Regions from separate parts of the Mus musculus genome. Here region 1 is linked to region 2. The links are chromatin loops, found by intact Hi-C in ENCODE. Cell type or tissue: heart. All regions are shown on one strand. Each heading gives the region's core, and the rest is flanking DNA. Links, peaks and the distances in the headings are about the cores only.

The links. Hi-C counts contacts between places; a loop is a spot of excess contacts. Peaks named below come from ENCODE experiments on the same cell type or tissue, not always from the same donor. Only the 100,000 strongest peaks of a DNase experiment are listed, where the experiment ranks them.
Region 1: a loop joins it to region 2, with 5 times the contacts of the local background. A loop is called at or near these places in 2 of 42 quality-filtered maps.

What each region holds. Positions count from the first base shown.
Region 1 is chr16:73,343,359-73,359,758 of GRCm38, forward strand. All of the region lies in intron 3 of 4930500H12Rik (a long non-coding RNA gene), which reads left to right. Among named protein-coding and RNA genes, the nearest start is that of Gm25699, 71 kb to the right of the region's middle. In heart, for the core only: a CTCF peak has its summit at 7,618 (motif pointing right); no DNase peak of the experiment used is centred there.
Region 2 is chr16:74,406,350-74,422,749 of GRCm38, forward strand. It overlaps Robo2 (roundabout guidance receptor 2), which reads right to left and starts at 5,476. Exons shown (of 28, transcript NM_175549.5): 1 at 4,503-5,476. The coding sequence starts at 4,563. In heart, for the core only: a CTCF peak has its summit at 6,879 (motif pointing left); a DNase peak (open chromatin) is centred at 5,322; H3K4me3 peaks cover 2,400 bases; H3K27ac peaks cover 1,533 bases.

The DNA of each region.
Region 1 (16,400 bases), core at 6,018-10,017, 1.1 Mb before region 2:
TTGTAAATTTAGTGTTTAATATACTATGTAGATTTGGGACTGGTTTTTGACATTGTTGTTTAATTAAATAATATATTGACCTTTTCTGTTTTATTAAGTTCTAATCTGGCAATATTCTTTAGACAAATAGGTATGGCTATGGTTTGAGAGGAATAGGAAAACATAATCACACTTCTCAAAATATTGTTCATATCTAACCTATTGTCATTTCCTAACAGAGGGAATTAGATAAAGGCAATTGTTAACCCACGACAATACAAATATTCTAAAGGAATTGCAAAGGCCTCAAAAAATATGTGTACTAACAAAGGGACTCGGTAGAAAATATAAGGCACACTCAGTTTGGGCAGTTTGCCAGTAAGAGACAGAGCCTCTGAATCTGTGAGTTCTGCATCCATGGATTCTAACCACCAGGGAATTGAAAATGTTTGAAAACAAAGTGTGTGAGCTGAACATGTGCAGCCTATTTTTCTGTTGATTTTCTCTGAAAAGGGGGGAGCAAAATAACATCCCCCTTTATTGCATTTACAAGGTATTTTGTACTTTTGGTAATCTATCGATGATTTAAGTATTCAGCCATATTGATATCCATAGGTTTAATATAAATACTACATGAATTCATGTAAGAGACTTAAGCAGCTCCAGATTTTGATACCTGGAACCAATAGTGTCTGGTTATGAAGGCACACTGTGCTGTGAAATAGCTTCTACCTTCATTTTCCTGTTGAGGCCCAGATGGCTTAAATAAAAATTTCACAGCTAGTTATATAATTTCTTGAGTCTCAAATCATGCAACACCTGGACCAGTGTTGCAGTAATAAATGGGCTTTCTAAGAACAGTGTGTGTAGAGCTTTCCGATGTCTGTGATTTAGGTATCCTTGCTGTAATAGATTTCAAGCAGCCTGCAGTGACTTTCAGCTGGGTAAAATAAGTTTTTCCTCAATATTTAGCAATATGCTTAGTGATTAACATTAGTTTAGTTTAGCCTACTAATGCTTAAACTCACATCTGATTGTTAAAGAAACATAGGCCAGAATATCCAGCTTTGGGAATGTTCTGGGTAGTTTTTTTTATCAACTTGGTACGAATTGGAGTCACCTGGAATGATGAAACTTCAATTGAATTTATGATTCCATCAGTTTGGCCTAGGAAGCATGTGGGTGTGGCATTTTCTTGATTGATGATTGATGTGGGAGGGACAAGCCCAGTGTGGACAGGGCCAGCATGGGCAGGTGATCCTGGTAGATATAAAGAAGATGACACAGCAGGAGCTGAGCTGGCAAGCATTTTTTCTCCATACTCTGTGCCTTCGTTCCTACTTGAGTTCTGTCCCTGCATTTCTTCAATGATGGATTGTGACCTGGACGTTGTAACATGTAAAGATCCCTTTTCTTCCAAACTTGCCTTTTTACCATGGTATATTTTTGTTTTTTTGTTTTTTTTAATCACAGCAACCAAACCCTAAAGAAAACAATTGTTACCAGTTAGTGTGTTGTTCCAGGGATGGACCTGCCCGAGTTGTTTGGCGAGAATGGTTGAAAGATGTTGAAACTTTGGGCTGGAAAAGCATTTGAGCACTCAGAGCTTAATGAGATTGTTCTGTGAGGTCTTGAAGATAGACATTTTGAACGAAATGGAAACACAGACAATGGAGGCCTGGCTTGTGAGGTTTCAGAGGAAGCAAAAATCCTGTCAGGGCTATTTGTGTAAGAATCTGTGGACCCTGGACAACTGGGATTGAAGAATCATCTATGATTATAAGAGGCCAGAACCACTCAATTAAAACATTTGCCTTACTAGGTCAATCCATAATGGATAACTGGGGCTAAAATATGAGGTGTAAATTAATATAAGACCAGAGTCACTGAGGCCACTGGTGAAAGTGCAGCTCACTTGTGGTGCTCCACTTGTGGTGATGAATCCAGCACATGGGAGATGTCAGTACTAGAGGATAACTATCAGACAGCAATGGGATAGAGTTGGCCTGTATCTATGACACAAGCCTTTTATGCTGTGACTGTTAGAGCCAAGGTAGAACTGTCCAAGCCCTCTGGGTCATAGAAGATCCTGGGTAGTTCCCGGACAGTAATAATGAACCACCACTCATACTGTTGGATTTTTGTTTTACTTTTACATAATTATTATTATGTCCAGGTTCTTTCCTCTTGGAATTAAAAAATGAGATTAGACTTCTTGATTTTATAGTACCCCATAGTTAAAAGAGATTTTTGTTTATCTTAGAGAGAATTTGGACCTTAATATACTTGGAATTTTCAAAAGAATTGTTGGAATTTTCAAAGACTGGGACTTTTAAATTTATACTGTTTTGTATTGTAAGTTTTTAACATGATGTCTTGGGAAAAAATGAGAAAGAAAAGATTGCACTTAGGAAGGTATGCTTGAATATCAAGGGGCCCACTGTGGTGTTTAGTTTGTGTTGACTTGGCATAAACTAGAGCCCAGGGAATAAAGAAACTTAAATTGAAGGTAAGTCTCCATCAGGATGGCTTATAGGCATGTTTCTGTGGTGGTTTTTGGGCATGTACAGAAAGGTAGTTGAACATGAATTTGGGTGCAAGTCAAGAAGCAGCTCACTGGTTCCTACCTCTGCTCTTGCTTGCAGTCCTGCCCAGGCCTCCCTCAGGCATGGATTGGGACCTGGGAGTTGTAAGCTGTAGAACTTTTCCCCCCAAAGTTGCTTTAGATCATGTTATTTATCATAAAAACCTAACTCAAGTTTGCTCTCTTACTCTCTGTCTCTTTCTGTGTCTTTTTCTCTCCTTTCCTCTCCCTCTTCCCTTCCCTGTCTTTCTGCCTCCCCTCCTACTCACCCCTCCCATCCTCCTCCACTTCTCTCCTCTCTTCATGTTAGTCCTCTGTAGCTCAGATTGGCCTGAACCCAGATATATACCCAAGGCTAGCCATGAACTTCCGATTGATATGCCCCAGTGCCTCAGCTTATTGATAGTTTTAATCACAGGTGTGTGTCACGGTGTCTACCTGTTATCTGTCTCTTTTGTAAATTGTACACATTCTTGAAAACTGCCAATGTATATCTTGGTTTCCATTCATTTTGGGAGAGGAGCCACAATTACTTTCAAGAGAAAAACATCTTGTTAACACATCAAGAAGAGAAGAAGAAAGGAGCAAGAGGCTCACCTCAATGGATGTGACCAAATAGATTCGCTCATCATTATTAGGTTTCAAAGGCAATCTGTTCCCTACAAAATCAAACATATGCATAGTCACACACTCTACCCATGGTTGTTAGAAGTCTAAGGCCATTTGCTCTCTGTTTACTTGTATAAGGGTCCGCTCCATTTAGAAGTTTGACTTTGAGTATCACCTCAGATTTTTCTATCAAACATGATTGTGTATGAGTTTGCCTCGACACTTCTGTGTATATAACCACAACTGTTTCTCACTGCTCCCAGATTTATCATTATCAAATTGAAAGATGTTGAATCCATGTTTAATCTCAGTTCTGTATTTGGTAACCAGGACAACCTAACTGCACAGCAAAGTTGAGATTGGATGTATTTAGTGTGGAAATGTTGTCATGACATAAAGTCTCATAAAATGTGTACTTACAGGTTTGTGGAAATTTTCCAGAAATAATAGTAAAACATGAAAGGAACATACAACAAGGCATTCACAGAATACAGATGAGGCAGCTTGTGTGGGAATCTGTGGAAGATACCTGGTGTACGGGAATCTGGGGACAAAGAGCAGGCAGAATCTTTGTGTGCTTGTGCTGCTACAACAGAACAGCTGGGGCCAGGGAATTTATAACAAACTAAACATATCTTTCATAATTCTACAGTCTATTGTCCAAGATCTAAGTATACTATTCTGGGTCTGGAGAGGGCATCCTCATTGCAAACCTTGTGGTAGAGGGTCTGTGCTACATTCTCATGTAGTAGAGGGGAATAACCTTGATAGCTCAATCCAGTCTCATATTAAGATTGCTGATTTGAATCGTGAGGGCTCTGGCCTCATCATGTAAACACCTCCTACATTTTGAGTAGAATATGATTATTTGGATTTAGATATGAATTTTAGATGGATAACTACGGAGGCTCTTGTAGCCTCCCCTCCCCCAGCCTTAATGATTCCACTGTTTACACCTGGATGGAGCTTGCTGGCTCAATCTTTCTGCCACGTTCTGCCACACCCACTGCTGGAACCTGCCACTTTGCTGTTCGGAGCCATACACGTGGTCACCCTGCTATTGGACTCCAAGATTAATTGGTGGGAATCGGGTCCCTCCCCCTTCCTTTATAACAGAGTGCCAGAATAGTAAAAATTGAACCTTGAGTAGAGACCTTTGTCTTGGTTCCTTCCTTATCTCTCGCAGCCCAGCCCCTCTTCTCTTCCAGGTTTCCAAAATGCCTTTCCAGGCTAGAACCCAGGCTGTGATCTGCTGGCCAGACACAACAGGCTCTAACTATATAATAGGTGGATACACTGGAATTGATCAGAACCTGGTGTCCCCTTCAAGAAGTGGAAACTAAGGAGACTTAGTTTTGCAAGATTTAGTGGGTATGGGAACACTATCTTAGCTTAGTCTGTCTGTCTCTCTCTCTCTCTGTCTTCTTCTCCCTCTCCCCCTCCTCCTACCCTCCCTTTATCTCTGCTTCTTATCATACTTTTCTGCTTTTCTGGAAGCCTCTTTGAGGGAACCCTTCCTACACACACACACACACATACACAGAATTGGGAGGGAGAGGGAGAGGGAGAGGGAGAGGGAGAGGGAGAGGGAGAGGGAGAGGGAGAGGGAGAGAGGGAGAGGGAGAGGGAGAGGGAGAGGGAGAGGGAGAGGGAGAGGGAGAGGGAGAGAGATTTTCCCCATTTCTCCTAATTGCGTGACAGTTATTCTGTACATGTACAGATCTGGGGTACAAAGGAAGGCTAGCATGAGCCCTGTCAGGATGCATTCATGTTCATATGACAAGGAAGGTGCATACATTGCTACAGTATATGCATGTGATTATAAATATAGAAACATCAATGGAAAAAGAGTGTCAGGTTTGATCTTGTTTATGTAGGGAGGTGGCTTGGAGGGCTTGGTCTTTTACAGATGAGATGATTCATGACTTACAATGTAAGAAAACGGAGCAATTTTGGGGATAGAGATGGCTGCTGCAGGGGAACTCTGGGACAGTGGCATGGTGAGGTGACTGCCTGGCTTGGTTGTTTGACTCTGAATCTTACAACTTTGAGGTGGATCTGGGAAGAGAGGTTGGGAATCTAACTGTCTGCACTAGTTATCCAAATGAACAAATTGCAATATCCTGAAAACAATCTTATGGAAACTGGTACAGAAAAATTTAACATTCAACTTTGATGTGTCTAATCACAATTTCCAAATAGGATTTGGGATCCCAAAATATACACTTCTCCAGAGTAATTATCTACAGCTGATTTCTGTAATGTTATTTACCATCACAATTTAATATCTTAAACAAAAATATTCTGCACATTTACATTTCTATTTGATTTGGCAAGTTCTATAATTCAAACAGATGACACTAAGCATATATTTGAAGTGAGCAGCAAGAAGTCAGGCATTTTTTTTATATTTTCTTCTACAGATCATCACTTTCTAAAGCCGTGTTTCTCAGTCAAGATCACAGTGCAGAATTTCTAAAAGAATTCCCCTATTAGTATGTTTGTGTCTGTGTGTGGAGTCTGTGAATGTGCATAGATCTGCATGATCATGGAGGCATGTGCAGAGGCCAGAGGATCTTCAGTGGCCTGGATCAATCATTTTCCACATTATTTCTTCAAGACAGGGTCACTTACAGTATTTAGAGCTGGTCCAGCACGCAACAAGCCCTAATGATTTTGTGTTCATCCTTATGATACTTGGGTTACTTCGTAGTGAGAGACTTCACATGGTTCCATCCAGCTTTATGTGGGTACTTGAATCTGAACTCCTTTGCTTGTTTAGCAAATTCTCTTACCTACTGACCCACTAAGGCATCTCTCGAGCCCTTTTGGATCTATCTATCTATCTATCTATCTATCTATCTATCTATCTATCTATCTATCTATCTATTTATCTAATTTATCTTTTATCTCTATCATCTATCTATCATCTATCTTTTATCTGTCTCTATCATCTATCAATCTATCATCTGTCTATTTTATATGTAAATATAATTTATCTATGGATCTACCTATCGTGTGGCACACAACTATCAATGTACACATGAAGAGGTCAAAGAACAACTTAAGAGAAGTGGTACTCTCCTTCTGCCTTTTAGGGTTTGAAGTCAGATCATCACTCTCTGTGACAAGTGCCTTTACCCTCTGAGCCATCTCCTTAGCCCCTAGATAGAGTTTTGTGATACAGACTCACATAATACAAGATGGCCTTGTATTTGCTATGTACTGCGAAGCTACAGATGACCTTGAATATCTGATCCAATGCAGGACTTTGTATGTAATGAGCAGGCTCTCTGACAAGAAACCAACATCTACCTGCTATACAGTTGAACCTTAACATCTAAGATTTTGATTACTCTAATTTTAATATGTATATAAAATATATTTTTATTTCCCATATGATTTTCTTAATGCATTATTCACAGTTGAGCCTCAGAGAATAACTATTCTTCAGCGAGGAAGGGCCTCAAATATTAAGAATAATTTATAAAACAGATATACACTTAAAAATGAGCTCCAACCTGTCACGTTACATTCCTACAACTAGACTGTATATTCACCAAATCATCTTTATTAACTGAGATGTTCTTCGCCTTATATGAACTGCATAAATCCAGTAGACAGCATTCAGTTACGAGAGTGAAATATACAGGAATATTTAAAACACAATAATTAAAGATTATGGACAACTGGAAGAACAAAACACTAAAAAGGATTTGTAATTTTTTTTCTCTCCCCTCCCACAAAATTTGCTGCTGGATTATCAAGACCAGGTTAAAGGAAATTCTGTTGTGAGAATGAAATAACCTGAGTGTCAGATCAAATCATTAGTAAATAAAAGCATCCCTGCCAGGTCTTAAGGCAGAAACACCTAGTGGTGGACTAGCCCATGGTGAAGATGAAGTTGCTCTTCAGAATGAAAGACAGATGGATCCATAGGCAAAAACAGCAGCATAGCAATATATTAACAGGGGACAGGGGTGTGTGTGTGGGGTCAGGGGAAGGTGGGGAGAGGTTTTTTTTTTTATAGACTCCTTTTTCTAGGCTCTCCTACACCGAGTGCAGTGAAAGAACCTGAACTGAGAACCGTTTACAGAGTTTTCAGTTTCCTCGTGTGCCAGATTTGAATGTCTTTCACACTCTTCTGTGGTTGTAAATTTTGTTTTCTTTCTCCTGCTACAACCCAAATCAGCTTTCCCTTTCCCTGTGAAAACCGCACTGAGACTGCTCCGATGATTTATTTTCTTAAACCAAAACATAGCTTTCAACTCAATCCCGTGGCTCACTGGCCTGCACACCCTCTGTTGCCTGAGTGGAGTTCGTGATAAACAACTCCTGTGGGATTTATGGTCCTGCTTTTTCATATGTCTTCCATTTCCAGATTCCTTGAGTAGTTTTCAAAGGCAAGTATGGTTTGGTTCTTTTCTTTGATCCCAAGAGGGCACTATCTGCACATACTCTTGGCTACTTGTCCTTCTGACACTTGCCAGTCCAGTGGGTTTATAGCCTAGAGGACGCAGTCTGAAATGCTAGCAACCCCTTTGAATACTTTGGGCATTTCAGTAGCAGAGTGCGTCCTGAGTGTTCCTATTTCCCCAACCAAGAGGAGCAATTGACTTCTAGGAATCATAGAAAGGCTACCACGAGACAATTAAATAACTTGCTTCTGACGATAGGTACCAGGAGATCAACCTAAAATAGGCCAATTAAGGAGACTAGTGTCTTCCTTTGGAACAGGAAGACGATTTAACAATGCAGTGATGATGCAAAATATAATTATTGATTATAAAGTGAAAACCAGTCCCATACACACTTTGCATAAATCTTCCATAATTATATGAAGAATGTGTTTGATGGTGACTTTACAGATTGATACAGTCCTCAGAGGGATGCCGTGCAATCGGTACTTCCGCAGAGCAAATTAGCGGGGATGAGGAGAGGAAATGGCTGAAAACAATCATGAGAGGGATTCTTGAATATTCCTGAATTGCTCTTGCCATACGAACAAGACTTCTTTTTGGGCCTGGGAACCATGTGATGGGAGTGTGAGACCCATGCTGTTCTTATCTCTCACCCACTCACCTAGGGGAGGATTTTCCTCCGGGGATTCTGGGGTTTAGTTCCGTCTTACAGACTCTTCTTGTTTGGCCGGATTGGCAAGCACTGCTGTTTCCTCTTGGGACGGAGCTGCAGCTGGGTCAGACAGGTCATAAGGGGGGCCTCAGTTAACATTTGACTATTGTTCTGGCAAGCCACTCTAAAGTTTTCCTTAGAGACATTTCACTAGTCTCCCTCTTCAGACTGTTCACCAAGAATGGATTTCTACCATGTGGGTGCTGGGAACTGAACCTGGACCTTCTGCAAGAGCATGAATTCCCTCATCCTCTGGAGATGAGAAGGAGTACTGAGGCAGGAGGCTTGTAGGAGATCCATGCACATATCTTAGTATTTCTGTACACACGGCCAGGATCATTGAAAAACTACAACCCAATCTAGGCATCTTCCCTAATAGTATAGACTGATCGGAAGTTCATGTCTGGATCTCTTTGACAAGGCGGTGTCCATAACAAGCAATCATGCTTGATAAAAACAAAAGGGAGTAAAGGCTTAATAGTGAGAAAGGTAACTGTCAGTAAATATACCTACAGTTCTCTATTTCTAGAAACAAGAATTACATTTGTCATGGGTATTTTCTTCCTTCTGTAGTGATCTTAGGATATATAAGTATAGTATTGCCACAGTTCAGGAAATGGACCAGTCAAAAGCATAGCAAGACAATTTCAAAAACTTAAATGTATAAATAGAGCAAAAAATGCATATATTCAAATACTCTGTGTTTAAAATGCAGAGTTTACATAAAACTCTTTAGTAATAATTTTGTAATGTGTAGAATGTGCAATGTATTTTTATGCCTTCGTGATAACTAAATCTTTTCTTTGACATATATTAGATTGGTGACTTAAGATTTTTTTAAAGGAAAAGTACCAGTATTTCATAAATTTGAATTATTTTGATAGTGTATATTTTCACTAATTATATCTGCTCCACATAAATATTTAGAAAAATGTAACTGAATTGGATAGGCATTATCTTTAATGTGCTTAAAAGATTAACAAATTGCACATGAGAACCAATAAAGGACAGAAGAATAGATGGTATGTGGATATCTAATTAAGACCTGAGGGCCTATGAGATGTAGGAACTTCCAGTTAAACCTGGCCACCACAATTCAACTTGTCCTCTGACCTCCACTTGTATACTATGTATGCAAGGGCATACATGTTCACAGGTACGTACACACACAGAAATAAGTAAAATGTAATAATAATGACTAAATTAAATATAGTCAAGACATAAATAGCTTTTAATTCAGGTATCAGTCTTCTAAGCATATTTTTCTAAAAATCTTAGTGGAATCTTTCCATTTCATCAATGGACAAGTTGGGTTAAAGTTGACATAATCTCAAACCTAGATATTAAAAAGCATGGGTGACATTGAACTTATCAATTTTGTTTAAGTTTGCTTTAATAGTGTTTGATTAAGCCTTTAGTGTCTCTTAGCCATGTGTGATACACTCTGGGTAAATTTCCCACAATGTTTAAAATTTGAAATATTATGTGTGATATATAAACTGACCTAAATCTTGCAATCTAGTTTGTTAGTTGTTGTTTCTATAGAAAATAACATATCTTATTTTTACAAAAAAGCATGTACTACCACTATAGGTAATGTTACTTATTAATCCTTAAACTTTGTTATTTTTTGTATTCTGACTTCAGCTATATGATTTCCAAATTCACATAATTTTTATTTACTTGAAATTCTCAGTTTCTCTCCTCCGCCATTACTATGTGATATCCAAGTTTTGATACAAGGGAAATATAAAAAGAACCACTCTTGTCTTATTTTCTGGTCAATTTTAATACACAATCATGAGTGTCTGCAGCAGGTTCATTGTGATCTACATGGCAGACTCATATTTTCCAATAGATTGTATATTTTTTATTACACTACTTGGCTGATGTTCATTTATGGTATTCTTAAAATCCTTTGAGATGACACATTTGCCCTCTCTCCTCTTAATATAAATAATCACATATGTTTTTAAAGTTTGGATGTGAATATAACCTTATAGTCCTTGAATAAACACCTTTCCTTTTAATATATTTGCACATATGCTTAAGCATATCAACCATATTTATAAGGTTTGACAGGTTTTTGCCTAAGGCTTCACATTTGAAAACTATATGTTTTTGATACATATAGTTATGCATTTTTCCCTTTGGTACTATTGTTTTCAGGATTTGAGATGTACTGGCATCATAAAAACCAACATGCGCAGTAAGTACATAAGATTTGTGATACCATTTCCTTAAATATTTAGTCGACGTTACAGATAAATCTGTCCAGGTCTAGGAATATCTTTGTAGAAAGTTTTTAAAATCAGAACTGCTTTACAATACTAAGTAGAAAGGTAACGTTGGTTCTCCTAGTAACATTTGCAGCACTATTGCATACATGGGTGTATCTTGTCATTACTGTCATTGCAGTTCACTGCTGTGAATCAGTACTGATGAAGTTTTTTCCCCAGCTGCCTATGTAGCACTTTTTGTACTATATAAGCTACACAGCACAGCGTGGAAGACGCTTCCTGGTAGAACCAGCTTGGTTTCTCCATGCTCTGTGACCTAAGTGTGCACTGTCTTAAGTAATACAGGCTTACCATCAGCAGTCACCTTACCCGCTGAGCATCCACCCGAGCTCTTCTTAAAAAAAAGAAAGAAAGAAAGAAAGAAAGAAAGAAAGGAAGGAAGAAAGAAAATTCGTTAATTTAAATTAATTTAGGCAGACAGCCGGCCACCGTCCGGACCAGAGGACAGGTGTCCGCCTGGCTTGGGAGGCGGCCTCAGCCTCAGCAGCAGCGGTCGCCATCCTGGTTCCGGGACTCAGCAGAACTTAGGAAATTAGTCTGAACAGGTTAGAGGATGCGCCAGAGAACCGGACAGCTTCTGGGACAGGCAGAAGCACAGAGCCGCTGAGGCAGCACCCTTTGCAGGCTGCAGACAGCCGGCCACCGTCCTGACCAGAGGACAGGTGTCCGCCTGGCACGGGAGGCGGCCTCAGCCTTAGGAGCAGCGGTCGCCATCTTGGTTCCAGGACTCCCTGGAACTTAGGAATTTAGTCTGCACAGGTGAGAGTCTGCACCACAGAAGCTGACAGCTTCTGGGAACTGCCAAAGCAACACAGTGTCCGAGAAAGGTCCTGTTTTGGGCCTTCTTCTTCGGCCAGGAGGAGGTCCAAATACAAGATATCTGCGCACCTTCCCTGTAAGAGAGCTTGCCAGCAGAGAGTGCTCTGAGCACTGAAACTCAGAGGAGAGAATCTGTCTCCCAGGTCTGCTGAAAGACGGTAACAGAATCACCAGAAGTACAATCTCTAAACAGAGTCAACTATAACTAACTAACTAACTCCAGAGATTACCAGATGGCAAAAGGTAAACGTAGGAATCCTACTAACAGGAACCAAGACCACTCACCATCATCAGAACCCAGCACTCCCAATTCGCCCAGTCCAGGGAACCCCAACACACCCGAAAACCTAGACCTAGATTTAAAAGCATATCTCATGATGATGGTAGAGGACATCAAGAAGGACTTTAATAAATCACTTAAAGAAATACAGGAGAACACTGCTAAAGAGTTACAAGTCCTTAAAGAAAAACAGGAAAACACAATCAAACAGGTAGAAGTCCTTACAGAAAAAGAGGAAAAAACATACAAACAGGTGATGGAAATGAACAAAACCATACTAGACCTAAAAAGGGAAGTAGACACAATAAAGAAAACTCAAAGTGAGGCAACACTGGAGATAGAAACCCTAGGAAAGAAATCTGGAACCATAGATTTGAGCATCAGCAACAGAATACAAGAGATGGAAGAGAGAATCTCAGGTGCAGAAGATTCCATAGAGAACATCGGCACAACAATCAAAGAAAATGGAAAATGCAAAAAGATCCTAACTCAAAATATCCAGGAAATCCAGGACACAATGAGAAGACCAAACCTACGGATAATAGGAGTGGATGAGAATGAAGATTTTCAACTCAAAGGACCAGCAAACATCTTCAACAAAATTATTGAAGAAAACTTCCCAAATATAAAGAAAGAGATACCTATGAACATACTAGAAGCCTACAGAACTCCAAATAGACTGGACCAGAAAAGAAATTCCTCCCGACACATAACAATCAGAACAACAAATGCACTAAATAAAGATAGAATACTAAAAGCAGTAAGGGAAAAAGGTCAAGTAACATACAAAGGCAAGCCTATCAGAATTACACCAGATTTTTCATCAGAGACTATGAAAGCCAGAAGAGCCTGGACAGATGTTATACAGACACTAAGAGAACACAAATTCCAGCCCAGGCTACTATACCCAGCCAAACTCTCAATTACCATAGATGGAGAAACCAAAGTATTCCACGACAAAACCAAATTCACACATTATCTCTCCACGAATCCAGCCCTTCAAAGGTTAATAACAGAAAAAAACCAATACAAGAACGGGAACAATGCCCTAGAAAAAACAAGGAGGTAATCCCTCAACAAACCTAAAAGAAGACAGCCACAAGAACAGAATGCCAACTTTAACAACAAAAATAACAGGAAGCAACAATTACTTTTCCTTAATATCTCTTAACATCAATGGTCTCAACTCCCCAATAAAAAGACATAGACTAACAAACTGGCTACACAAACAAGACCCAACATTTTGCTGTTTACAGGAGACACATCTCAGAGAAAAAGATAGACACTACCTCAGAATAAAAGGCTGGAAAACAATTTTCCAAGCAAATGGTATGAAGAAACAAGCTGGAGTAGCCATCCTAATATCTGATAAGATTGACTTCCAACCCAAAGTCATCAAAAAAGACAAGGAGGGGCACTTCGTTCTCATCAAAGGTAAAATCCTCCAAGAGGAACTCTCAATTCTGAATATCTATGCTCCAAATACAAGGGCAGCCACATTCATTAAAGAAACTTTAGTAAAGCTCAAAGCACACATTGCACCTCACACAATAATAGTGGGAGACTTCAACACACCACTTTCACCAATGGACAGATCATGGAAACAGAAGCTAAACAGGGACACACTGAAACTAACAGAAGTGATGAAACAAATGGATCTGACAGATATCTACAGAACATTTTATCCTAAAACAAAAGGATATACCTTCTTCTCAGCACCTCATGGTACCTTCTCCAAAATTGACCACATAATAGGTCACAAAACAGGCCACAACAGATTCAAAAATATTGAAATTGTCCCATGTATCCTATCAGATCACCAAGCACTAAGGCTGATCTTCAATAACAAAAAAAATAACAGAAAGCCAACACTCACGTGGAAACTGAACAACACTCTTCTCAATGATACCTTGGTCAAGGAAGGAATAAAGAAAGAAATTAAAGACTTTTTAGAGCTTAATGAAAATGAAGCCACAACGTACCCAAACCTTTGGGACACAATGAAAGCATTTCTAAGAGGGAAACTCATAGCTCTGAGTGCCTCCAAGAAGAAACGGGAGAGAGCACATACTAGCAGCTTGACAACACATCTAAAAGCTCTAGAAAAAAAGGAAGCAAATTCACTCAAGAAGAGTAGACGGCAGGAAATAATCAAACTCAGGGGTGAAATCAACCAAGTGGAAACAAGAAGAACTATTCAAAGAATTAACCAAAGGAGGAGTTGGTTCTTTGAGAAAATCAACAAGATAGATAAACCCTTAGCTAGACTCACTAGAGGGCACAGAGAAAAAATCCTAATTAACAAAATCAGAACTGAAAAGGGAGATATAACAACAGATCCTGAAGAAATCCAAAACACCATCAGATCCTTCTACAAAAGGCTATACTCACCAAACCTGAAAACCTGGATGAAATGGACAAATTTCTGGACAGATACCAGGTACCAAAGTTGAATCAGGATCAAGTTGACCTTCTAAACAGTCCCATATCCCCTAAAGAAATAGAAGCAGTTATAAATAGTCTCCCAGCCAAAAAAAGCCCAGGACCAGACGGGTTTAGTGCAGAGTTCTATCAGACCTTCAAAGAAGATCTAATTCCAGTTCTGCACAAACTTCTTCACAAGATAGAAGTAGAAGGTACTCTACCCAACTCATTTTATGAAGCCACTATTACTCTGATACCTAAACCACAGAAAGATCCAACAAAGATAGAGAACTTCAGACCAATTTCTCTTATGAATATCGATGCAAAAATCCTCAATAAAATTCTCGCTAACCGAATCCAAGAACACATTAAAGCAATCATCCATCCTGACCAAGTAGGTTTTATTCCAGGGATGCAGGGATGGTTTAATATACGAAAATCCATCAATGTAATCCACTATATAAACAAACTCAAAGACAAAACCCACATGATCATCTCGTTAGATGCAGAAAAAGCATTTGACAAGATCCAACACCCATTCATGATAAAAGTTCTGGAAAGATCAGGAATTCAAGGCCCATACCTAAACATGATAAAAGCAATCTACAGCAAACCAGTAGCCAACATCAAAGTAAATGGAGAGAAGCTGGAAGCAATCCCACTAAAATCAGGGACTAGACAAGGCTGCCCACTTTCTCCCTACCTTTTCAACATAGTACTTGAAGTATTAGCCAGAGCAATTCGACAACAAAAGGAGATCAAGGGGATACAAATTGGAAAGGAGGAAGTCAAAATATCACTTTTTGCAGATGATATGATAGTATATATAAGTGACCCTAAAAATTCCACCAGAGAACTCCTAAACCTGATAAACAGCTTCGGTGAAGTAGCTGGATATAAAATTAACTCAAAAAAGTCAATGGCCTTTCTCTACACAAAGAATAAACAGGCTGAGAAAGAAATTAGGGAAACAACACCCTTCTCAATAGTCACAAATAATATAAAATATCTCGGCGTGACTCTAACTAAGGAAGTGAAAGATCTGTATGATAAAAACTTCAAGTCTCTGAAGAAAGAAATTAAAGAAGATCTCAGAAGATGGAAAGATCTCCCATGCTCATGGATTGGCAGGATCAACATTGTAAAAATGGCTATCTTGCCAAAAGCAATCTACAGATTCAATGCAATCCCCATCAAAATTCCAACTCAATTCTTCAACGAATTAGAAGGAGCAATTTGCAAATTCATCTGGAATAACAAAAAACCTAGGATAGCAAAAACTCTTCTCAAGGATAAAAGAACCTCTGGTGGAATCACCATGCCTGACCTAAAGCTTTACTACAGAGCAATTGTGGTAAAAACTGCATGGTACTGGTATAGAGACAGACAAGTAGACCAATGGAATAGAATTGAAGACCCAGAAATGAACCCACACACCTATGGTCACTTGATCTTCGACAAGGGAGCTAAAACCATCCAGTGGAAGAAAGACAGCATTTTCAACAATTGGTGCTGGCACAACTGGTTGTTATCATGTAGAAGAATGCGAATCGATCTATACTTATCTCCTTGTACTAAGGTCAAATTTAAATGGATCAAAGAACTTCACATTAAACCAGAGACACTGAAACTTATAGAGGAGAAAGTGGGGAAAAGCCTTGAATATATGGGCATAGGGGAAAAATTCCTGAACAGAACAGCAATGGCTTGTGCTGTAAGATCGAGAATTGACAAATGGGACCTAATGAAACTCCAAAGTTTCTGCAAGGCAAAAGACACCGTCAATAAGACAAAAAGACCACCAACAGATTGGGAAAGGATCTTTACCTATCCTAAATCAGATAGGGGACTAATATCCAACATATATAAAGAACTCAAGAAGGTGGACTTCAGAAAATCAAATAACCCCATTAAAAATGGGGCTCAGAACTGAACAAAGAATTCTCACCTGAGGAATACCGAATGGCAGAGAAGCACCTGAAAAAATGTTCAACATCCTTAATCATCAGGGAAATGCAAATCAAAACAACCCTGAGATTCCACCTCACACCAGTCAGAATGGCTAAGATCAAAAATTCAGGTGACCCCAGATGCTGGCGAGGATGAGGAGAAAGAGGAACACTCCTCCATTGTTGGTGGGATTGCAGGCTTGTACAACCACTCTGGAAATCCGTCTGGCGGTTCCTCAGAAAATTGGACATAGTACTACCGGAGGATCCAGCAATACCTCTCCTGGGCATATATCCAGAAGATGCCCCAACTGGTAAGAAGG
Region 2 (16,400 bases), core at 4,562-8,561:
AGTGAGGATATGTAAACCAAAGTTACATACACCTACAGCAAACAAATATTTACAACCTTAGCTATAAATTTGACCAATTGCCATTCTATAAATACTGTATACTATCTCCTTCACTTTTCAAATGTGTCTCTACTGATGGAGTTTGCAGCCCCATAGGAGGAACAACAATATGAACTAACCAGTACCCCCAGAGCTCCCAGGGACTAGACGACCAACCAAAGAGCACACATGGTGGGACTCAGGTCTCTAGCTGCATATGCAGCAGAGGATGGCTGAGTCAGTCATCAGCGAGAGGAGAGGACTTTGTAACTATAAAGGCTATATCACCTAATGTAAGGGAATGCCAGGGCCAGAAAGTGGGAGTGGGTGGGTTGGTGAGCAGGGAGAGAGGGGAGGGTGTTTTTTGGAGGGGAAACCGGGAAAGGGGATAGATAACATTTGAAATGTATATAAGATATCCAATTAAAAAAAGTCTCTCTAATTTCTTTTACAATGTCCAAAACATAAAGAATAAAAGAAAAAAGGAAAAGGGGAGGGAAGGGAAATGGGAAGAAAGAAGAAGAAGGAAGCAGAAGAAAAATAAGAGTAAAAGTAAGTGGCTGGCTCAACGGTTATGAGCACTGACTGCTCTTCCAGAGATCCTGAGTTCAATTCCCAGCAACCTCACGGTGGCTCACAACCATCTATAACAGGATCCGATGCCCTCTTCTGGCTTATTTGAAGATAGCTACAGTGTACTCATATTAGATAGATAGATAGATAGATAGATAGATAGATAGATAGATAGATAGATAGATAGATAGATAGATAGATAGATAGATGGATCTTTGGGGGTTGGAAAGATGGCTCAGCAGTTAAGAGCACTGACTGCTCTTTCCAAATGTCCTGAGTTCAATTCCCAGCAACCACATGGTGGCTCACAGCCATCTGTAATGGGATCTGACGCCCTTTTCTGGTGTATTTGAGAACAGCTACAATGTACTCATATACATTGAATAAATAAATACATACATACATACATACATACATAAAAGATAATCCCTCCTCCATTTTTCTAGCATTATTCAAAAGCCAATTTGCACATGAGAAGTAAATTTATCTTTTGTTTCAGGGATATATATATATATATATATATATATATATATCCATGTATAAGCTATTTCCTTGTCTTTCCATAGTTTTAATGTCAAAGATGCTACTTTTACAAGCTAGTCAGAAGCAAAATGACAAGAGCTTTTTGTGTTCTCTCTCTCTCTCCTTCCCTCCCTCCCTCCCTCCTCCCCCACCCCCGTGTGTGTGTGTGTGTGTGTGTGTGTGTGTGTGTGTGTGTGTTTGTGTGTGTGTGTGTGTGTATGAGTGTGTGTGTGTGTTTGCACGATCATGACTTTTACTTTGAGATTTTCCAGTTTAATGTTCTAAGTAATCCTTTTGGTTTATGGTCCACATGTTGCGTAGCATCAAAGGTTATTCAAACAAAGCCAATTCAAATGTGATATTACGACTCAGCTACAAGAACAAATTTCAGGTTACTTATATGCAATTCAAGTTCTTAAATGGGCTACATATGGCTACGATAATGAGCCCATTACTGAAAGGAGCACTTTAGCAAAATGTCTAAACCTATATGAGATTATGCATCTGCACTGTGCACACACATTATCTTTATCTCCCCAAATACCACATGTGTCATTTTCATGTAGTAATAGGTAAGGAGTAAAGAAGAGAAAACCATTATCATTGTGAAAACACCTTTCAGAAGTATTGTAAAATTATCAAATTGATATATGGGATGGGATTATAATTTAAAATCTTGCAATCATTCAAATTATATCCCTTTAACTGATTGAAACCACTGTTATTTAAAAGCAAAATTTACTAAGCAAAACCTAAATTCATTACACATTCTATTTTACAGGCAGCAAACCCTCAATATGGCTATTTGTTTCAAAAATATCTTCACATGGAACATTTTTTAAGTTCATCATCAGTTCTCAACTAACTCAGTATTTATTCTTCATGGCTTGCTATAGGGAAGGATTCTGAAAACTCATAAATAATATTAGCAAAAATTTTCTATGAGGAGGCAAAACTCTAACATTTTTTCATGCACCATAAAAATGCACATATAAATAACCCACCAAGCAAATTTTAATGCAAATCTATGTATCATTTGTCACTGAATAAAATTAATTTCTATGTTGAGCACAAGGATAGTCAGTATATCTTTGGAATGGTACAAGCTTCTCTAAATTTGAAATTCATGTGGAAAATAAGCCCACAGCTCTGAGAAGGACAATAAGTAAATAAATATCACAGAATCCAGGATGAGCACAGAGATGAGGGATTCTATACACCAGCCTCTTCATTGGATATGTGAATGCAGGGTCCCAAGCCTTGCAACAGCCTAGATGGCAGTATTGTCCACATCCCAAATTTTCAACAATCCCCATGGAAGAGCTGTCACCCTTCTGAAGTACCTAAAGACAACCCAATGTCAAATGGATGGCTATGTGTAAATTCAGTAAGAATGTCTATAATGGCTTTGATTCTGACCCAGCAGATTCTAAACACAAACTAGTTTTATACATATGAAATTTCACGTTGTCTCTTTGGTCTTAACTCTTTTACCTATAGGCATTTTTTTTTCATTTTATTACTATGCACTCGCATGCAGATGATTCAGACCCCAAAACTGCCTCTTTAATTTATAATGGAAAATCAGAACAAAGCTTCCAGACATGTCTTTAGAGAGGAGAAAAGGAAGGAGGGGAATAAAGAAGAAGGGGTGAAGAGGAGGAAGAGGAAGCGGAGGGCATGCAAGAGAGAGAAGGATAAAACAGATAGGAGGGGGTAGAGGGAGAGAGGGAGTGTGGGAGAAAAGGAATGTAGAAGTAGTGTAAGTGCTGCTGGTCCACCACACTGGTTAATTGCATTTGTTTTATACATATCCAAACATCTTAGTGCATTAATTACATTCTATAATAATCTTTTCAGATTCCCTCTGTCACATCCATGAAATCAGTTTAATTGTATTCTTCCCCAAGACTCTGTTGTTAAAAATGGTGATAATTCTACCTCCAATATGTAATTTTTAAATGCATTGCTATGGAAAAGTCTTAGTACAACAATCAAACATATTTGGAATGCATAAACCTTTGTGTTAGGATGATATTCAGGTAGTGTTAAAGCAAACCTGTTAGAAATAAAATGGGTATTGATATAATGATAGAAATCACCACAGTGTCAATTGAAGTCACCAAATCCTAAGCTTCTACTATTTTGCAGGGAGAGAGAAAAACTGCGCACACATTCACCGCTTCTGGGTCGCTATTACTTGGAGAAAAGCAAATGAACTCATGTACTCCACAGCTGAAAACAGCCACTTGGCAGTAGGTGCACTTCTGTATTGCCTTGTGTTTATAGATAGCCTTCCCTTTGAGTCTGATACTCAGGCTCTGCATAGCAGCTGCCAGACCCACAGTTGGCTCCTACAGATGGGCAATAATAGGCAATGTCCCAAGTAATGAATTCAAAGGAAAGTTTATGTAGCAACATGTTATCTTGATGTCTTAAATATTTGGATTAATATGCTTCCGATTCTTTATAAGCATTAGAAATGAAAGTTATTGCCATGACTAGGACATGGTGGCTCAGTCCACTCTTCATAAACACTTGAGATATATATATCCCTAGAAAGCTAGCACCAAATATGTTTTAGTTTCAAAGAAGAAACCCACCGTATATTTATAATTATTAATACTTCTCATTCAAACAGCTACAGAAAAGCTTGGGTGACGATTCAGTGAAGCTATCCCAGGAAACTAACTCTGAACAAAAGACAGGAAAGGCAGAGGTTGAAAACTGTCTGCTTGACAGAGTGGCACAGCCTAGCGGGAGACACCTACAGCACCTGTTCTGAGTCTCCATTGTGTTTGCCCACTGGGGACTCAGCTGAGGGCTCCCAGCCTGTAGCCAGCCCAGAGTGGGTACTGCCTCCTTCCTGGAGCCTCGCCCAGTCTCACTTGTGACAGTTTTCTCTCTGTGATCTAAATCCTTCATTCTGATTTCGCGCTGGGATAGCATTCATTCACACACAGGTGATACACTTTGAACCTAGAGATACCCTTATCAAATCCTCACTAAATGCCCCTCCAAGTATCGCCTACTATAGTTCTGCAGTTGAATGCCTAAGCCAAAGTTTAGATACCAGAACAAATACCAAAGAGAGAGAGTAGTCACAACCATTCGGGGTTCTCTCTTAGCATTGTTTTTTAATAGTTACTCTTCTAAGCTGGGAGCCCATCACTTACTGCTAAACGCCTCAATTAATGAATCACAATAACAGTAACAATAAGGTGTTCCACTAGCATCAGGTTAGAAACAAAAGGCATAGAACCTCTAGCCCTGAAGAGCTTGTGCCTCGCCAAACATACTCCCAACTACACTGTCATTTTCTTTAGAAGGCACAACAATCTCAGAGAAAAAGGGGTGCTTTAACTCACCATCAATCTGAATGCAGAGAAATCCAAAGAGCAATAATAGTGTAAACATCAGAGGATTCATTTTGACATATGAAAAAGGATCCAGGTTGTTTAAGAAACCAATCCCAGAGAGCAGAAGTACAAAAATAAGTATCAAAAAAAGAGGTAGGTCCGAAGTTTAGACTTTCCTAGAGATTAATTAAGGTCAAGAAGAGCAAAATGGCAACATCGGAAGCTGTTGGTGAAGAGGTCTGTCACGGGACGCGTTAGGTGCCATCCGAATGAACCCAGGGGACTTCAGAGACGTTGCACTTCCACAGGCTGTCTTTCTAAATTCCCACAAATTCAGCCCAGCTGGCGGGACTATTCACGTGCGTCTAGCCCTGTCTCCTTAGACTCCATTGCAATCCAAACACAACTTCTTTCTTCGGAAGTCAAGAAGATGATGGGGGTACAAAAAAGACCTAATTCCTAGAAAGTGTTCCACAAACTTGCCAAAGCGCTGCGAAGCAACCATTGACCTGCCCACCGGGTTTTTCTCCCCTTGGTTTCCTCCGTAGCAGCACCACTTCGCGGAGTTTTGTTTTGTGTGGTTCTGTTTTCACTTAACTTCCATCCTAAGGATGTGTCAAAGCAGCACTTTGTGAGCCGGCCCTCTCCTCCGCAGCCTGGTCGCCTCCCTCGGAGTCTCTGGTTTCCAAAAGGAAGGAAAAGGGGAAGGCAGGACGGCTTGGGTGGAGAATGGGAACTCCTACGTGGTGAGGGAGCGAGGAGGAGGGCGAGGAGAAGAAGCAAGGGAAGAGGGAGGGGCTGAGCTGAGGCCGCGGCCACCCGGGAGGGGCCGCCCCGGAGAGATCTAGCGTCCAGCTGCTGCTGGCGAGCACCGCCAGATCTAGGAGCTCCGGACCTGGGAGCCCTGAGGATGCTCACGCGTGGTCCAGCCTCCGGGAGTAGTGCTGCCTCCAGCCTCTTTCGGGACAGTCACCGCTTCAGAGGCGGAGGCTGCGCTGCGACCGCCTCCTCCAGCAGCTGCTGGGGGCTGGAAGGACTTGGAGGAGGGAAGGCGAGGAAGCAGGAGAGGAGGGGAGGAAAGAGCTGCTCCCAGTATATCCCCGGGAGGGGTTGAAGGATGGAGGGGTGTACGCGGATCTCCACCTCCACCCGATCACTGTCCCGTGCAGGGGGAGACAGCCCTCCCCGGGGTCCGCGGAGCAAGGGTAACCAGGCAAGCGAATAAGTCTTGGGGGGACAGAAATAAACCAATGTGGAACCGCTGCGGGCTCGCTAGGACTGCCATCAACTCTTTCCCATTCTGGGAGCCTCCTGGGCGTCCCCCTCCCTCCCTCCTCTGGAGGGGTGAGGTGGGCTTCCAGCCTCCTGCTCTTCACGCGGCCCGTTTAATGGGCAGGTAATTTTCTCGGTGAGTGATTTCATGGAAGCCCTTCCTAATTATTCATCGCTCCGTCTGCTGGAGCTGCACAAGAGCTTTTCTAGAAAAAAAAAATGATCTTCCAGGACCCCGGGCACAGCCTCATTACCTGTTAAAATCACCACACACACACACACACACACACACACACACACACACACACACACATACACACACACACACACACACACACAGAGTTCACCTTTTACCAGAAAGAAGCTGGCCAACAGGGAGAGCAGGGGAGTGAAAGAAGTATCTATTGGAGTAGAAAGGTTTTGTGTACATACACCCTCTGTGGTTGTAAGTGAACTTGCCCACCCCCCACCGCACCACACACAAAACCAACTATGTGGATGTAGGGGAGGGGTATCTCTAATCTCGGCCAGCTTGTTTTAGCCAAGATCTATGGCTAACTACGGAATCCCCAAGAGAAAATAGGGGGAGGACTGGCATCGGGCTAATGTTGCTCAGTTGCCTCCTGACCTCTCAACACTCACGGACTATAATTCGGGACCTTGTGATAAATGAGTCCTGCAGAAGACTCTGGGAATGGAGGAGGTCGAGGATCAAAAGACTTGAGGAAGTGGTTTTCTAGAGCCTTCGCTCTTTTTAGGACCTCTAAAAGAGAATTAGGAAAAGCAGCCTCTGATTTAGGAACGCTGATAACCCAACTAGGCTAACATGAGCTGGAGCGGAATTTCTGCCCAAGCACGATAAAAGGGAATACAGTCCAAGCAAAAACTACCGAATAGATGCTATTAGGGCTGGGCACAGTTAGAGAAGGCCACTTTCAATCCGATTCCTGCCACTGTCTAAGGTGCCCTGACATGGCCGTTGTGGCCGGACCCACGTGTGATCAAAAGCTTTGCTTGGTAGCTGTTTGATGCTTGTTCAGGTGATTATAAAAGCGCCTGACAGGAACTCACGCAGGTCCCTGAGCCAAGCAAGCCTCTGCTTGGCGAGTCTTTAGTTCCCCCTACTGGAAAATATTAGGAAAGAAACGATATTTGAGGACATTTGAGGAGCCTTTTGTTTGGTCGGATGTGTTTTGGTGCCTCCATTGAACTAAGATCTCCTTTGCTTATAATTAGAAATGGAGTGTTTTTCCCTCAAAAAAAAAAAAAAAAAAAAAAAAGCCAACGACATTTAAGCAAGCACTTAGGAGAGTTCTCTTGGCATTCCAGAGGCTTGTTCATGATGGCAATAAAACTCTCGTTGCTCAAAGGACTGAACTTAAGTAAGCCACACTTCTCATGAAGCATCAAAAGTCATTTCTAGCAGTTTTGAAGTACGCTCTATCCTCATAAATAAAACAGAAAGTACCTTTTTTTTTTCCTTTTTGGCTAAAGATTGTACTTCAAAACTGCTAAATTCTTCAAGTATTGACTCCAAAATTAGCATAGCATCATATGCAAAGAAAGAAAGAAAGAAAGAAAGAAAGAAAGAAAGAAAGAAAGAAAGAAAGAAAGAAAAGAAAGTTTATGTGTTGAATGGCACCACCTGAAGACAGGAGTTCTGTGTTTGATAACACCATGAGAAAGAAAAATCCAAGAGTGTCCTGGATTAATGTCTGTTACCTCGCCAGGATGCTAGAAAATAGTTGATGATTATGTAAACCTTTGGCTTGGACATTGTATTAGGTTTTAAGTCAAGTATTGGAAAAAAAATCTGTCTTGTTCTTCTATCCAAGAAACACTTCCTCTAATCTCAAGCAAATTATATTGCTCCTGAGTTCAAAACTGTTTCCTTTCTAACAAACACAAGTTCCATAATGATATTCTGCAAGAATTAAAAATCAAATAAGCTAATGAGACTTTCAATGTTAAGGAAGATCTGGGAAAAGAGAACCGGCATATTCCACTCAGGAGTTTTCTTCTGGCTTCTAATTTAACTACTTTCCAATTACAAGAGCATTTCTAAAAAAAAAAAAAAAAAAAAAAAAAAACCTATAAAATCATTCAGGAGTCAGAACTAGTGTGTTTGGAGAATCAGAGAGAATGGATGGGAGAGGGCCCACCCAACAATTCCTCCTGTCTCCTAGGGTAGAAATTGCTGCATTTTACTTCACAGAAATGTATTCACATGTAGAGTATGAAGATCACTTCCACGGAGGAGTTTTAGTTAATGATTTTATTTAATAAGTCAGTTTTTGCCAAACACCAGTATTTTATATTCACAACTACCTTACAGAAGTCACAAAAAAAGGACAATGACTTTGTATTGATGCCTTCTTGTGTGCAATTATTTCTACTAAGAAATTAAATCTGAAGCAAAGTTATTTTGGAGTGTATATTTTATATTTTTTCTCGAACACAAATTTGGAATTGATTCATAGAAGAATGCTTTGCCAATATCTCCTTTGATAATATAATGTGCCTAAAGAAAACATGATATATCAATGCTAGTTAAAGGAAATTTTAAGGTAATAATCAAAACTTGCACATTAAATGAGCAACAGTAAGAGGTCCTTAGTCAGAAGTTTAATGTAAATGATATTAAGACCAAGAGAAGCAACAGCATTATTTTCTGCAAGATTTCAGAGAATCTGTGCTGAAGAAATCATACTTCAGTTGAATTTGATGTGCTTTAAGTGAACACCAATTATAAAGGTGGATTATTTGTTCTAGATATTGTTCCTTCCTTTGTAGGTAAACAAAAGTCTTTAAAACCTTAGCCTTGTGGTAGAAGTTGGAAAATCCATTTTAGCATATGAAGAGGAAGAAAAGAAAAGAAAGAAATAAAGAAGACAGAAGAAAGAAAGAAAGAAATACAGACAGACAGACAGACAGACAGAAAGAAAGAAAGAAAGAAAGAAAGAAAGAAAGAAGACAGAAAGAAAGAGAGACAGAAAAAAAGGAAGGAAGGATGGGAGGAAGGGAGCAAGGAAGGAAGGGAGGGAGGGAGGAGGGAGGGAGGGAGGGAGGGAGGGAGGGAGGGAGGAAGGGAGGGAGGGAGGAAGGGAGGAAGGGAGGAAGGAGGAAAGGGGGGAAGGGAGGAAGGGAGGAAGGGAGGGAGGATGGAAGGGAAAAGAGAAATTGCTTCACTTATCATTAAGGAATCAGTTTTAAAGTCAAGGGCTGTTCAGATGGATTTTTTTCTGTGTAAAATTGCTTTAGCATACAATTTTTCCATATCAAATTTAAATAAAATATATGGGTCATTACCTACAATAAGACATCAGGCAATTAAAATAATGTGTAAAAACTCCTGACCAGACAAGAATGATTTGCTTGCCCCTGCATTATTTTGTTTTATCTTGTTCCATCTTTCCCAAGAAAGATTCTGAGGCAGACAAGTATGATAAAATATTATTCTTCTGAAATAATCTGGAAATCCCCGATTGCAATTACTTCATTTTAAGATAGTCATTAATACTTATATCAATACATACTAAATCTACCTTATACAAAGCATATGCATCTCTGTATTTTGGTCCATTCCATTGATTTATTTAATGAACCTCACTTCAGCAATCTGAAATAGGAGTTGATTGAAATACAGCAATATTTTATTTAAAAATAATGGTTTTTTGCCACATATATGCCACATATTTTCAAGAAAGAAGAATTTTCTTTCCCCATAATTTTAAAAGTTGAAAAATAACTTTGCTCTTGATTGAAGTGTTTAGGAAGCGTTCAAAAACTTAATGAGTTTTGAATAAATGAAATATAGCAAATGGTGTAGAATACTGAAGCCGAACTTCTCTTTGCATGAACACTTTAAAAAGAAGAGTATGTCAGGAAGATATGACGCTGTGGAGGGATAATCAGTGATGCCCAGCAGGCTATGGTTAGCATCATAGTTACACAGGTCCCTGCATTGTTTTTGTAGAGAGCCTGTGTGACAACATGCAATAGGCATGTGTCTTGCCCATGCTACTGCAGCATAGCTCACAACAAAACCAGTGACAAAGAACCATTGTTCTTCAGCATTACTGTCAATGTGAGATGGTTGTTACTTCTACGACACGGCAGCAAATAGGAAGGTTTTCTGGAGCCTTTTCTCTGTGACAGTGCATAGTCTAAGTCCAAAGGAATCCCTATGGCTGCACTATTTCTAATGTTCTCAGGTGTGTGTGTGTGTGTGTGTGTGTGTGTGTGTGTGTGTGTTTAATTGTCACATGAAGTTATGAACCATCATTTGGTGCATTAAAAGAAGACCAATGGAGTTAAGTGAAAGAAGAGATGAACAGCACAGGTGGATTTAATCTGTGTTGCTTGAGACCTCTAGGAATGTCAGCCCTTGTGGACCAGTGACCTGTTACTGCTGAGCATCAGGTCTGTCCAGTGCTTTGAAACATTCCAAGTCCACAACATTTTAGAAAGTGTGCATCCCCCTATGGTCATAGAGGCCTCATCTGTGATAGGCAGAATATTGGATGCAGGTAATGTGAGTTCATTTACACAATGGAATACTACTCAGCTATTAAGAATGAGGACATCCTGACAAATGGATCCAAATTGCAGGCAAATGGATGGAACTAGAAAATATCATCCTGAGTGAGGTAACTCGGTTCCAAAATGACATGCGTGGTAAGTACTCACTCATAAGTGAATATTAGCCAAAAAGAAAAAGAAAAAAAAAGAAAAAGAGAAAGAAAAAGAAAAAGGAAAGGAAAAGAAAGAGAGAGAGAGAGAGAGAGAGAGGCAGGGAGGGAGGGAGGGAGGGAGGGAGGGAGGGAGGGAGGGAGGAAGGAAGGAAGGAAGGAAGGAAGGAAGGAAGGAAGGAAGGAAGGAAGGAAGAAGGGAGGGAGGGAGGGAGGGAGGAAGGAAGGAAGGAAGGAAGGAAGGAAGGAAGGAAGAAGGGAGGGAGGGAGGAAGGAAGGAAGGAAGGAAGGAAGGAAGGAAGGAAGGAAGGAAGGAAGAAAGAAGGCAGGGAGGGAGGGAAGGAGGGAGGGAGGGAGGGAGGAAGGAAAGGGAAGGGAAGGGAAGGAAAGGAAAGGAAAGGAAAGGAAAGGAAAGGAAAGGAAAGGAAAGGAAAGGAAAGGAAAGGAAAGGAAAGGAAAGGAAAGGAAAAACAAGTTGGGAGGGACCTGGGAAGGAAAGTGGACAGGGGACAGGGGGTTGGTGTGGAGGGGAGAGGGGAACCTGATCTGGTATTGGGTGAGGGAAAAGGACTGAAGCCCTTAAGGCCAGCAGAAAGAATGGAAACAGGTAACCTCAGGAAATAGGTTGGGGGGACCCTCTAGAATGCACCAGAGACCTGGGAGGTGAGAGACTCTTGGGACTCAAAGTGAGGGACTTATATGAAAAGCCAGATAGTAGGGAGAGGGAACTTAAAGAGCCCACCTCCAGGAGGAAGACAGGGCATCAAGTGAGGGAGGGGGACCATCCCACAGTCACAACTCTGACCCATAATTGTTCCTGTCTGAAAGAATTACAGGAAAAAAAAAAAGAATTACAGGGATGGAAATGGAGAGGAGCCTGAGGAAAAGATGGTCCAGAGACAGGCCCAAAGTGGGATCCAGCTCAAGGGGAGGTCCCAAGGCCTGACACTATTACTGAGGCTATGGAGCACTCACAAAAAGGAACCTATCATGACAGCTCTCTGTAAGACCCAAAAAGCAGCTGAAAGAATCAGATGCAGATATTTGCACCCAACCAATGGACAGAAGGAGTTGACCCCTGTTGTTGAATTAGGGAAGGCTGGAAGAAGATGAGGAGAAGGGTGACCCTGTAGGAGGGTCAGCAATCTCAATTAATCTGGACTTCCGAGATCTCTCAAACACTGGACCACCAACCAGGCAGCATACACCAGCTGATGAGTCCCCCAACACACATAAAGTAGAGGGCTGCCAAATCTGTTTTCATTCAGAGATGATGCACCTAACCCTCAGGAGACTGGAGGCCCCAGGGAGTTTAGAGGTAAGGTGGGGTGGAGTGTGGTGACATCCACATGGAGAGAGGGGTGTGGGGAGGAAGTATGAGGTGTGAACAGTCACAGGGTGGACTCGGGGCTGGGGGGCGCAGGGAATAAAATATGTAAAAAAATAAATTAATTAATTTTAAAAGTACTCTCTATTGTGGAACATACATAAAAAGAAAAAAAGAAAGTGTGCTATCACAAAATTGTGAAACAGAATTTATTTTTTAGTTTGAAAAGCCCCAAATGAATCAGAAGCCTTTTTAATCACCTAAAACTATACTACAGCTCATTGGTGAGACTGAAGCTTCAGTATGTTGATATAAGGTTTCACACAGTCACCAAAAGTGCATGAAAATGAATGAGATCAAGTCGATGACCCCTTGCTTTGTTTAGCCTAATGCCTTTATAACATGTGTAAAGTGACCCACTATAAAAATGTCAAATGCTCTGGACGTGAAGATTCAGTCATTGACCAAGGGATGTTAGGGAAGTGTGTGCAAAGATTTCCTTTATTGTTTCCTTTCTGAGATCTCAAATCCTTATTTCAGTACAGTGTCTAACTGAAGAGATAAATAATACACCTTTTTCTTTCTTTCTTTTGGCCTATTTTTATAGTGCAATTTCGCAAAACCATGAAAATCCCTGTGATTCTTTGCTAACCTTTTTTTCAAATCTGCCTGCTCCAATCTCGATTTTGTATCATTGCATCTTAGATATACACACCGTGATCCTAAGTCAAAAACGTATTTTGTATTCCCAAACTTGTTATTATTATTATTTTTTAAAAGAACAAAGTTCCAAAGCTTTAAGGAAGAACCCATCACACTCATAGATCCTAAATTTGGACAGATTTCTGCTCACCGGTTGCCATTCAGAGATGTATGATAATGGATCCTTCCCATTAAGAAAACGAAGTATTTCCTCTCTTATGATAATATAATGGCATTTATCCAAGGGTATTTGTAATCCAATTCACCTGCTTATATGGTTCTATCAGAGGAGAAGCAAGTGGTGTGGGGACAAATTCTGACTTGTTTCCAGTATCCAAAATATCTGAATTCTGCCTCATCAAATGAATTTTGACTTTCTGTGGGAGAACAGAAATTCTAATTAAAAATGGCAAATTATGTGTCACGTTTTTTTGTTAGATACTTGCTGGAAATTTCAGCAATGAATTTTGTTTAAATCACATATTGATAGATATGCATTCTCTTCTTTTAAGGGATGAACGTTCTTCACAGGATAATCTCCCAAAGTGTTGCATGACACAGCTTGATGAGAGTAAGTAAGAAACAGACACCTTGTTCCGGACAGGGAGGAAGATGTGTAAAGGCGATGAAGGTTGTTCCCTTGTCTCTACATACTCCCTGTTAGAACCATTCGCACACACAAACTTGTGTGCATGCAAGTGTGTGCACACCCACACACGTGCCACATACAAGACTTCTAAGCAAATTGTACAAATTAATGAATCCCATTAAAAGAAAAGTCTAGGAAGTGATTTGTTCTTTGGGTAACTTTACCTTTTCTAGTATGTACTAATATGGGCATAAAAACTGAGGAGCAAACATTAAGAATAAATTATATCAATTCAGTCTGCCCTTAATGCGAATTGCATATGTCTCTGTCCCCCTGCCTTGTTTTTTTTCAGTTTTCAATAAATAGCTCCTTATATTCATTAGCAATATAAAATGAGAGTATGATTATTCAGTATCTCATATGTGCTATACTGAGCATCTAAATCCGTCTATGCTTTTCAGCAATCTTCCAAACATCTCATGCTAATCTCTATCCTTTGATTTCTCCCTTTTTTCTTCTAAAATTACTCATTATGAGATTTTCCTTCAGATATCTGACAAACATTAGTGTTTGAGGTATAATTGATGGAGACAAGGTCAATGAAAATTATATAGTGTAATGAACAGTTGAGGGGTTGGTGTTTTACTGTTGTGGTTTCTGTAGTCTGTCTCTACAGCTGGCTTCATTCCAGGTTGTTAGTTACATTTTATATTGTTTCTCTCTTCTCTACTACCCACCAAAGAAATACATTCAAAGGCCATTATATGATAAAGCTCAGGGAACATTTACAGGGTTTTTGATAGTCCATTCTTCAGCCTGTGTTTGGAATCATTACTTAACCATCAGAAAGAGATGAAAAACTATTTTATACAAAGATTTCCAGATGATGTTTCACAGTGCTCATATGCAAGCTATTTACTAATAATTAGGAAACTTTGGTCTAATGCTAATGGAACATTTCCTCACTATTGTCCCTGAAAAGTGTGGGGATAACAAAATGTGGGTCTTGAATGGAGAAAGAGCAGAGCAGACTGGATGAAAACGACAGCATGAAATCAGATCTGCAAGGCAGAGCTGCACGGTCAACTAGTTCTACCTTTTTAGAGCATGGGTTAACCATTAAACCATTCAACAATGGTAACAACACCAGCTTTGGTATAGGGGATAGCATTTCAAGGCTTTAGCTTTTGTGGGCTGTCTGGATTATTATAGTGAATTTATGTTGTGATGACAATGTTATTTGTGAGTCAAGAATCATATCTCTTTACCTACAGGAAGCTGAATAACCTCCTCAGCCTCACTTCCATTTACTTAAACCACATGATTGAGTTCTGACCAATGGAATAGCGGCATTTCTCTCTTCAGCCTGTGACTACGGTACTTATTGTCATCCTGACAAAATCTAGAATCATCTGAAAGACAAACCTCTGGGCATATTGGTGAGGGACTTTCTAAACTGGGATGACTGAGTTGGAAAAACATAGCCAAAGTTGGGCTGGCATCCTTCCATAAGCTCAACTCGCAGACTTCATAGAAAGGGGAAACCCAGCTGCATGTCTGCATCATAGACCTTTGCAGCATTTCGGCTGATGCAAAGGGCCCAGCATGCTGAAGCTCCTGCCGCTGGGATGTTCTTCCTTAACTTGGTTACAATTGAACTCTTGAGCATGCTGATTGAGCCCAGTATTTTGTTACAACAATGAAGCAAGTACGTAAAACCCCCTTGGAGTTTCCTTCTCATCTCATTGTCTCAGGAACTCTGACTTTTCTCTCATTGATTAGATTAGAAAATCCTACTTATATCACAAGCTGTAAGATAGGATAACTCCAGTGAGCAGTGGTTGTATACATCGAATTCAGACCATCTTTACTTTTGCATCCAAGACTTCAGATGGTAACAACTAAATTGCAAGTAATACCGAAGTTTTAAATACAAGGCCATTTGTATTTTCTGATAAAATTATCAGAATCAAACTATGACACTAATGTTCACTCTACTTCAGAGTATATTATTATTAACTCTGTAATGTAGATTAGAACTAATAGAAAATTTTGTAAATTAAATTCATTAAGAGTCAATAATATGAAGATGTTTCACAGCTTGGCTGTAGGCTGCCACAACCTAAAACATGCTAGATGCTATCAGATACTGAGAGAGACAAGGAAACATTCATTTTAGAGAATCCTCGGGGATCACGGCTCTGCTAAACCTTTCTTTGGGACTCTCTAATCTCTAGAACCTTGGAAGAACAGATATCTTTTGTTCAAAGACTAATGCATCTCAACAAAGATTCTCACCTTGCTTGGGTCAGATTATTCTGCTGCAACGTTTCTTGACATTTTAAAAAAGACTTTGATCACCAACTCTCTAAGGAGCAGTCACATTAGGAGTGTCCACAACACCAAGAAAAGCATCTTAAATGCTATTTACTGTCAGATGGGGGAAACTTTGGGGAAGTGAGTGGGTCATGAAGACAGGATCCTTGTGATTGGTACTAGCATTCCTATATAAAAGACTGCAGAGTAAAACCTGTCCAGTTGACACATGAGGTCAGTGGAAGAACAGTATTTATGGGACTCCGAAATAAATTGCTGATAATAGGTTCTTAGGCTTCCAAGCCAAGAGAGCAGATTAAAAAAATCTTGTCATTTGAAAATCTTCCTATCTGTGGTACTATCCTAAGTAGACAAGAAAGGAGTGTTTTTAGAGCTTCTCTTTCAAATCATATTTCCATCTAATTTCTACACCATTGTCCATGTACTCTACCTATACTTAACACATGGAGAGAGAGAGAGAGAGAGAGAGAGAGAGAGAGAGAGAGAGAGAGAGAGAGAAAGGGAGAGAGAGGGGGAAGAGAGAGAGAGAAAGAGAGGGAGAGAGAGAAAGAGGGACATAAAGAAAGAGAGAAAAAGAGGGAGAGAGAGAGATGTTTTTAGTAATCAAGAGCCATTTCCCCATCACATACAATGAGAAAGAATGGTGCACAATGGTACTGATCTAACAATCCTGAGATCTCAAGTGAGAAAGTTTAGTCTAGCCTAGTCTAGTTTGTTTTCTCTGTTGTGTTTCAGGTGTGGAGTTGTACATACCACCTTCATCCAAGGTCCGAGGCTGGTAGAGCACTTACTTTCTAAACAACTGGGAGCTCTAAGGCTGCAAGATTTTTTTCATCTGGATGTAAATTTTATGCTTTCTTATGTTTCATTGTCAAAGCAAAACATATGATTTCCTTCACCTCCCCATTCAGAGGGGACATTTGGGGAGTATTTGTTGCCCTCTGTAATACTTCACAGATCCACCTCCATAGAGCCTTTAACTTTTGGAA